Linked DNA regions of Homo sapiens: region 2 is linked to region 1. A link is an interaction called in ENCODE POLR2A ChIA-PET data of the cell type or tissue named here. Cell type or tissue: OCI-LY7. All regions are shown on one strand. Each heading gives the region's core, and the rest is flanking DNA. Links, peaks and the distances in the headings are about the cores only. Region 1 has its middle 21 kb from the start of CCDC182. Region 2 overlaps MSI2 (musashi RNA binding protein 2).

Region 1 (4,386 bases), core at 113-4,112:
CTGGTCCCCAGTTTTTCTTGTCTGTAAAGTGACGTCTGTAACACCTTTCCTTCTGGGAGGTGAGGAATAGCAAGACGAAGAACGCAGACCTTGAGTCAATGCCAGCACAAAGAGGGCACTGAATGAATGAACCGAGTCCACTGGACTCAATACATCACACAAGGCCTTTCCACAGACACATGCCACGAAGGCGCTCAGAAGCCGCCACTCCATCCTAACCACAAGTACAAAACTGGACAAACTGAAAAGCAAGTCTTCTTAGATCCACCACAGAATTGAGGTCACCGGGCAAACCACTGCACCCCAAATTGTAAAGACAGGTGGATACAGAGAATCACAACTTACTGGAGCAGAAACTTCTGTGGCAACCAGTTCTGGGGTAAAAACATGCCCTGTAATTGACAAATTCCTGGAGGCTCTGCATGGGCAAACCTGAGAGAGAAGAGCCTCAGGGGGGACCCAGTCACCAGGTCCCCATGGCCCACCTGGTCATCACAGTGAATCGCACAGAAAAATCTAGTGGTGGGGAGGGGAAAATAAAACATTTTGAAATACTCAGAGCATTCTATTCTTACCAAGTCCTGCCCTCAGGAGCCTAACTTGCTGGAGGTTTTTTGTTCTTGTTGTTGTCGCTGAGATGGAGTTTCGCTCTTGTTTCCCAGGCTGGAGTGCAATGGCGTGATCTCAGCTCACTGCAACCTCTGCCTCCTCGGTTCAAGCGATTCTTCTGCCTCAGCCTCCCAAGTAGCTGGGATTACAGGCATGCACCACCACGCATGGCTAATTTTGTATTTTTAGTAGAGATGGGGTTTCTCCATGTTGGTCAGGCTGGTCTTGAACTCCCAACTTCTGGTGATCTGCCCGCCTTGGCCTCCCAAAGTGCTGGGATTACAGGCGTGAGCCACTGTGCCTGGCGTTTTTTTTTTGTTTTGTTTTTTTGACGGTCTCACTCTGTTGCCCATGCTGGAGTGCAGTGGTGTGATCGCAGCTTGCCCTTCCCCATTGGCACTGTACTTGATTTTTCTTGCCCTGGAGTGTCTTAAGGCTGAAATTCCTCTCTTTTCCCAAACCAGGTGGAAACCTTGGCGACTTAGGTAATCCAAAGCAGCTTATTCCTAGGTGGCCCAGGGAGACTGCCAGCAGAGAGGCTAGTGGTCTCTGGGCCCTGCTGCTGGGAAGGGGTCTGTGTGGCATGCCTCGTGCTCCTCTGGGTCACACTGGCCCCAAGTTTCTGATGTCCTGTTTTAAGCCTAACCCCAGTCCATTCTAAATGTCCCACTTAAGACCCAGGGACTGAGAGATGTGAAGCTGCCCAGTGAGAGCACAGATCTCATGGCTGAGCTGCCGGGAGCCAGGCCTGAGCCACAGCTCCCCTCCCTGCCAACAGCACCGCAACAGGCCAACCTTGAGGACCAGATGCAAGGACACCACCCCTCTACCCCTGACACTCACAGCCGAGCTCAAGGACAGTCTGTCTCTGTCATGTGGGGGATGCCCTTTGTTGAATGCTTCCAGAAACAATCTGTGCCCCTTGGCAGAAGGGAATGGCTAGAACTCCAGGTTTGCCACCTACTTATCCGGGTCCAAGTATAAGGACAAGTATGGGCTTAGGAGCACAGGCTCCGGTGTTGGGCAACCTGGGTTCAAGACCTGGTTCTAGCCGTGTGACCTTGAACAAGCTCTCTAGTCTTGGATTTTCTTCATGAAAAGTGAGGATACTAATTACAAACCAATTCATGAGGGCTGCCGAGAGGATTAAGTGAGGTGGTTTACACAGAGCCTTAGCTCCTGGCAGACAGAGAGGATCACAAACTGTTCCTATTATCATGGCTGCGGCCTACCCTTCTGGGATGCTGAAGTGTCAGAAAAGAACCTACAATGCTATGCTCACAGCAATGCAATGCTCACAGCTCTCCCTGCTCCACCAACTGTCTGCTGGGTGACCTTGCGTCAGTCACTTTGCCTGGCTGGGATCGGGTGAGGAATGGCCTCTGGCAGCAGCTGTCCCACCCCAGCAAGGAGTGACTCATTGGTGGGGCCTGGACCGGGAGGCAGGGGCTGGGTCGGGGAGCAGGCTGAGCGCTCAGGAGGCACTGCTCTGCCACAATTCAGGATATTACTGTTTGTGAGTTTGAAATTTCCTGACAGACAGAATGAGCCATCTGAAGCGAGAGTTTCATTTCCTTTGCCGTCCTGCTCAGCCATCTCCCGGGGATGGTGCATGAGTGACAAGCTATAATTAAAGCCTCAGCGTAAGTCCTAGTCAGAGAAGGACGGTCTTGTAGTCAAGTGCACTGCTGAGGACAGACCTTTCCATCTGCGAGTCTTTAGGGACCCTCTCCCCGGTTGCTCTGTCTGTCTGTTGGAGCAGGCCGCCTCTCTGTCCTTGTGACCTTTACTAGCCTGGTGGGGGTTCCCTGCACTCTCAGGCTTCAGCCTGTCTGCCCTTTCCCTGAGAAACCCTGTGGATCCATTCTGGGGCTCTGCAGAGATCTTTGCGCTGAGGTTCCAGGAAGCCAACTGCCTGTGGAAGAGGTGCTGGGGCAGAGGGCACCCGGGGAACTCAGGCCTTCTGCGGTGGGGATGGTGAGGCCGGGATCTGGTGACAGGATTGCTCTCTCTGGTTCCAGTCTGCCTGCAGCTCTGCGGCACGCCTGTGGCGAGGCAGGAGCCACTAGACCGAGGACTCCTGCCTCCACTGTGACCTCTCTGGCTATTCCTTGGCAAGGAAGCAATATTCCTGGTTTACACCGAGGGCAATGAGGCATAGTGAGGGGAGGTGCGAAGGTGTCCCTGACCACCCTGCCTTCTGCTAACCACAAGCACATGCCTTTCCTGCACACTGGTTTCTTTGCTGCACATACCAATGTGGCTCTGCTTTCCTGACATCTGTGGGCTCCTTGTGAAACTATAGGTTTCCAAAGGCAGAAACTGTCCTTTCCATGTCTTTAGAGTCCCTTCCTGAACAGGCATGTTGGTGGGGCATGAGCCCTGGACATGGGCTTGAGTCTGTGCTGGGAGGTCTCCAGTGGCCTCGGTTTCCTCACCTCTGAAGTGGAAATAATATTCAAACCTGTTCTATTTCCTTCCCTGTGCTGCTGAAAGCTCTTTGTAACCGAGAAAGGCCCATAGCAATGGCTGAATCCTTACATTTCTTTGTGTGTTGCAAGGTGCCATTGGAGAACGGTTGGGTCTATGTTATTCTCTGGATCTGGATCTGAACTGAATCTAGTACCACATGCCAATACATGCTGAATAAACGCTTCTTGATATTGCTGATGATGGTCTTTCATTCATTCTGACTGGATATTAAGCTGCTTCCTGGAATACAATTCACCCAGGGCTAATTTCTTGGGGTCCTTTTGGTCTGGTCTCCAGCTGAGCCCTGACATCACAGACTCCTTCATTGTTGGTCTTCTGGAGATATTTTAAGATGACTGTGTCAGCTGGGGTCAGCTTCCACTCGGCTATCACTCGTGCTGTCAGGAGTAGAGGTTTCAGCTGTCCGGCGGGAGCCCATCAGTCACTCCCGACAGCCCTTTATCAGACAAAGGAGCCCTCACCATGGCGTTTCAGAGAGGGAGAGACTGTATTATTGTTCACGCTCAACAAATAATTTTCAACAGGAGTTTTAAGCCTGTAAATAAAATCCCTTGCATCTTTTAAGCATTTAGATCCCTAAGATGGCAGACATCCTTCTTCTCAGGTTTGAGGTTTCCCACCTTTTTTCTGGCATAACTCTCTCCTTTCCCAAAGATATTTTCATTCATTCATTCATTCATTCATTCATTCATTCATTCAACAAACACTTGTTGGGCCACTTTGATATGCCTGGCCTCTGCCAGGTGCTGGGGACGCAGCACCCTGGGAAACCCATGCTCTTATAGAAGTGAAAGGCTTATGGACAAATAATTCCAATGTCACATGAGAAGCACTTGAGCTAAAGTGGGTACAAAGTGTGGGGGAAGCCCAGAAGGAGTGACCAACTCTCTCCCAGGGAAAGCTGGGGGCAAAGGCTTCACAAGGAGGAGACTCCGCTGGGCTCTAAGGCCTTCAGCAGGTGGACAAGGTGGAATGAAGGCATTCCAGGATGAGACACCAGCAAGTGCAAAGTCACAGAAGTGGGAAAGAACATTCAGGAATTTTGAGTGGTTTAGTGGGTGGGGAGTGGGAGAATTTGAGGCTGGCAGGGTAGGCGTGGGCTAGATCACAAAGCACTGAGAACTTGGGAGAGAATAAGCTCCACAAAGATAAGCATCTTGACTGCCTTGCTCACCACTGTCTGCCCTACACCTAGGACAGTGTCTGGACATGGTAGACATTCAATAAATATTCATTCAGTAAGTGAAGGAATCATGAGTGCCTGGCAAAGAAGCTGGTGCTGAA
Region 2 (4,386 bases), core at 179-4,178, 190 kb after region 1:
CTTTGGCAAATTAGACTTGGGCAAGGTGTGAACCAAGTCAGGCTTCGGGGGCTGTGTTCTCAGTTGCATGAAAGGTCTTTTCTCTAACTTCTCTTGCACATCATTTTGCTTAGGGGGGTTGTGACTAGCAAGGCACAGAGCGAGAAGGATAAGTCTGACCACCAGGACTGCAGGCCAGTAGTGAGCAAGGGGACATACTGGGCAGGAAACTCTGCTTTGCCCTATTATTTTCCTAGGGCTGCCATAACAAGCTACCACAAATGGGAGGGGGGAGCTTAAAACAACAGAAACTTATTCTGTCTCAGTTTTGAAAGCTAGAAATCTGAAATCCAGGTGTTGGCAAGGCCATGCCCTCTTGAAGGCTCAGGGGAAAATCTGTTTCAGGCTCTTCTCTTAGCTTCTGGTGTGGTCAGCAATCCTTGGCTTGCAGCCGCACTGCCCCTGTCCCTGCCTCTGAGGTCATGTGGCCATCTCCCTGTGTCTCTCTCTTCACATGTTCCTTCTTATAAGGACTATGGTGAGATCAGTTCACTCCACTAAGACCTCCTCTTAACCCGATTACACCTCCAAAGACCCTCTTTCTAAATAAGGTCACATTCTGAGGTATTTCAACTTATCTTTTTGGGGTTAGGACTTCTTTTGGGGGTATCTTTTAGGGGTCAGGACTTCAACTTATGCTTTTGGAGGACAAAATTCAGCCCACAACACCCTTCAAGGTGGAAAACTTGACAGCATCTGCCAGCAGCCATCTAGGGTGTTAACATTCTCTCCAATCAGCAAGCCTGAGCCTCCATTCCCGAAGTAATGACAGTCACAGTATTCTTAGTAGTAAAATAACAATAATTAATATGATAATGACAAAGTTAACATTTACAGATAGCCTTCCAAGCATCAGATGTTTCACACAGATAAACTATCTCACTTAAACTTCCCAAGTCCATGAGTTAATAACATTAACACCATTTAATAGATGAGAAAACTGAGGTTCAGAGAGATTTAGTAACTTGTCCAGGGTCACACAGCAATTGATTAGTGGTTGCTCTGGAAAGTGAGTCCTGCAGTGGGAATCTGGACCTAAGCTCTTATCCCTTTGCCACATGGCCCAGACACTTCACAAGCATCATTAACCGGGTGTTGCCTTGACTCCTAAGCCATAAACAATGGGAATGCAGAGGAAGATTCTGCATTTGCCACGCTGTGTAAGGTCCCCACGTGTTTACTAGTCATAACTTGGGGTAGAAAAATGCTTTTAACTTTTTTTAAACTTGAATTACGAAGCACTTTGAGCTCCTGGGATGGAGGACCTCCCTGTTCTGGCCCTCCTCCCCTCTGGTCTTGGATGAACTGGCGCAAACCAGGCTTCTTTTCAGACCAGGGCCAGTCTGGCTATTCTAATAATAGCACGTTGTCTGGGAAGAGCAGAAACTACTAAGAAAATCCTCATCTATCCATCAGATCATCTGTTTATGGAAACAAAAAGCAACCTCTGTCTCCAGGTTCAAGCAATTTTCCTGCCTCAGCCTCCTGAGTAGCTGGGATTACAGGCACGTGCCACCGTTCCTGGCTAATTTTTGTATTTTCAGTAGAGATGGGGTTTCACCCTGTTGGCTAGGCTGGTCTTGAACTCCTGACCTCAAGTGATCTGCCCACCTTGGCCTCCGAAAGTGCTGGGATTACAGCCGTGAGCCACTGTGCCCGGCTGGTAAATTTTCTTTCTTTCAAAAAGTCTCTTTCACGTTGTTCTATCACTGCATTGACAATTCAAATTGGAATAAATTTTAAAAGCTCACACTAAAGAAGTAAATGAATAGGTAATAAGTGCATAAGGTACAAAAATTCAAAAAGTATTGCAGCGAGCCAAGATTGCGCCACTGCACTCCAGCCTGGGCAACAGAGCCAGACTCCGTCTCAAAAAAAAAAAAAAAATTCAAAAAGTAAATGAGTATATAATAAAAAGATTCCCTCCGTCTCTGTATCTCAGGTTGCTTAATTCTCTTCCCCATAAAAAAGGAGCAAACACTTTTTTATGTATGTATGTTTTTAATGTATGTACATCTGCATATGATATGCACGTGTGCATAAAACATATTTGAGTGTTTAGTATGGGCAGAGACTGTTCCAAACCCTTTATACTCATTAAATGACGTAAGCTTCAGGCTAACCCAATGTCCTATTTTACAGATAAGGAATCTGAGTTGCAGAGAAGATAAGTAAGTTGCCCAAGGTCACACAGCTATTAAGTCCCAGAGCTTAGATTTGTCTCACTTCAGAGCATGTGATCTTAACCAATATGCAGTTCTAACTCCTTGTTACCGATTTTGCAGGCATCCTTTCAAAGATATTCCATGCACATGCAAGCATATGTGTGTGTGCAAAGCAGAGGAAAAAACAACCACGAAAGGGTTTTATTTTTCAAGACTAGGGTCCCCAAAACTCAAACACAGATTTTAGTTTGTTTGCCTAAAGAAGTTAAGCAGGTGGTTTCACTTAAGGAGGAAGGGGGAAGAAACCAGGCTGCCCCGCACTCTCCACTTGCGGGGAGTGGGGAGTGGGCACCTCGCAAGCGGAATCATTTAACTCTTACAGAGCGGGTGTGTTACCTTCACAAGGGAGTAAAACATCTTGTAACTTGCCTGAGATCACGCCCAAGGGAAAGCTGGGATCTGAAACCGAGTATGACCAACTCTAAAACTCAAGCTCTTTGCAGCATACCATGCTGATATACAGATACAGATGGGATAGCGTACACCCTCTGATCCACAAACTGAAAACAGAGGCTGAAGTCCAGAGGTGCATAATAACCGGGACCCCTCTAGGAACCTTAAGTCCCAACGGGGAGGCAGCCACCCAGGGCTTGCGGCGACCCCTGGCCCAGCCCTCTCCGGCCACTGGCAGTGCCGTGATGCTAAGAAAGGGGGTGCTTTTAATCAAGCTGCCATGCTAAAAGCTCCTTTCTCTTCAGATCTCCACACTCTGCCCTCACCGAGATCTTAAACCATGTTGTGAGAGTCAGAGCCTGGGCCTCTATGGGAACAGGACCAAACAAAAGATTCATTGTCCCTCTCTACAAAAAAACCACTTCTGGGTCAGTGAAGTTGCTGACCCTGAGCCCACTCCCTTTCTGCTTCCGTGGGCCACAGCAGGGGGAGGCAGGAAGACCTATTAGGTCACCACCCTTTTGGTGCCAGGGCTTTTATTCCAAAGGAAAGAAGTTTAAGATTTGTATTTTGGCTAAAAAAGTGCAGCTCATCCTGGGTACCAAACTCCCCCTGGCTTTGCAAGCTCCCTCTTGCCCCGGGCACCCTGTCCCCCAGCCCTGTTGCTAGGAAGTTGAGGGCTTTGTATTACTCCGTGTCTCCAAAGAAGAGCAGGTGAACAGAAACCAAGCTACTGTGTTGATTAATATCTCAAGAGACAGCGCCGGAATGGGCGCTTCCGGAATTGAGTTAACTCGGGGGAAAAAAATGAAAGCACACTCCTTGCTTTCCTGTCAGAAATAAAATTAAGGTCTTGGATCGATGTTGCCAGATTCTACAGGAATCCTTAATGGCCTCCTCTACATGTTTTCAAATTCACATTCCCCTTCAACCCTACCCTTTTAATTGGTTATTTGCGAGGTCATGTTTGCACCAATTTCTCAGGAAGGCTAATGGTGTTTATTTAACGAGAAAATAAAATGTGCAGACAGCTCCGGGGCTGGTCTCTGAAAGATGGCAAAGGGTGGGCTGACTCTTTATCCCACCCCCTCCTTTGCCCTCCATCGCTGCAAGGTTACAGGGCCTGGGGATACAGCCCTGCAAGGCAGTGAAGAGGCGGGTGTGCCCCTCACGGTGGGCACGCAGCATGCCCACCCCCTCACACAGTCCCAGCTTTAGAATGAGCCCACTGGAGGCACAGAACCTTGGGTTCTGAGAATCTGGCAGAGGGGCAATGGCTGTCCTCTTATTGCCACTGTTGGACTAGGCGATTCTTCCTTGTTCTAACTCAAGTGTGCCCAACATTGAGGCTACACAGAACTCTTTTCCAATGGAAACTCTTCAAGTACCCAAAGGCTGCAATGAATGACCACATCACAGCTCTCCACTCCCCTCAAGACCTCTTGGACTCAATCATATTGAGTTTCTACCCCATTCTCACCATTCTCTCCCAGATTCCTGTTGGTCAATGTCTTTCTTAAACAGTTGCCCACCGCCCCACCCTCTGCCACCCAACAATGGTCCACTCTGGAAAGAGAACTGGATTTTCACCTAACCCCATCTAGGACCCTGAACTTACCTAAGAGAACCCAGCTGGCATGTTACATCACACTACGGACTAAACTGAAAGCTCTGGGAGGCCAGGAACCCTGGCTGTTGGTGGTGGTCTATGACAGACTGTCCGCTTTCT

Evidence for each region. Peaks named below come from ENCODE experiments on the same cell type or tissue, not always from the same donor. Only the 100,000 strongest peaks of a DNase experiment are listed, where the experiment ranks them.
Region 2: POLR2A ChIA-PET joins it to region 1 with 7 read pairs; 1 of 35 experiments calls an interaction of 5 or more read pairs at or near these places.

What each region holds. Positions count from the first base shown.
Region 1 is chr17:57,721,932-57,726,317 of GRCh38, reverse strand. No RefSeq gene overlaps it. Among named protein-coding and RNA genes, the nearest start is that of CCDC182, 21 kb to the left of the region's middle. In OCI-LY7, for the core only: no CTCF peak of the experiment used is centred there; a DNase peak (open chromatin) is centred at 2,207.
Region 2 is chr17:57,536,725-57,541,110 of GRCh38, reverse strand. All of the region lies in intron 7 of MSI2 (musashi RNA binding protein 2), which reads right to left. Among named protein-coding and RNA genes, the nearest start is that of MSI2-AS1, 69 kb to the left of the region's middle. In OCI-LY7, for the core only: no CTCF peak of the experiment used is centred there; no DNase peak of the experiment used is centred there; H3K27ac peaks cover 485 bases.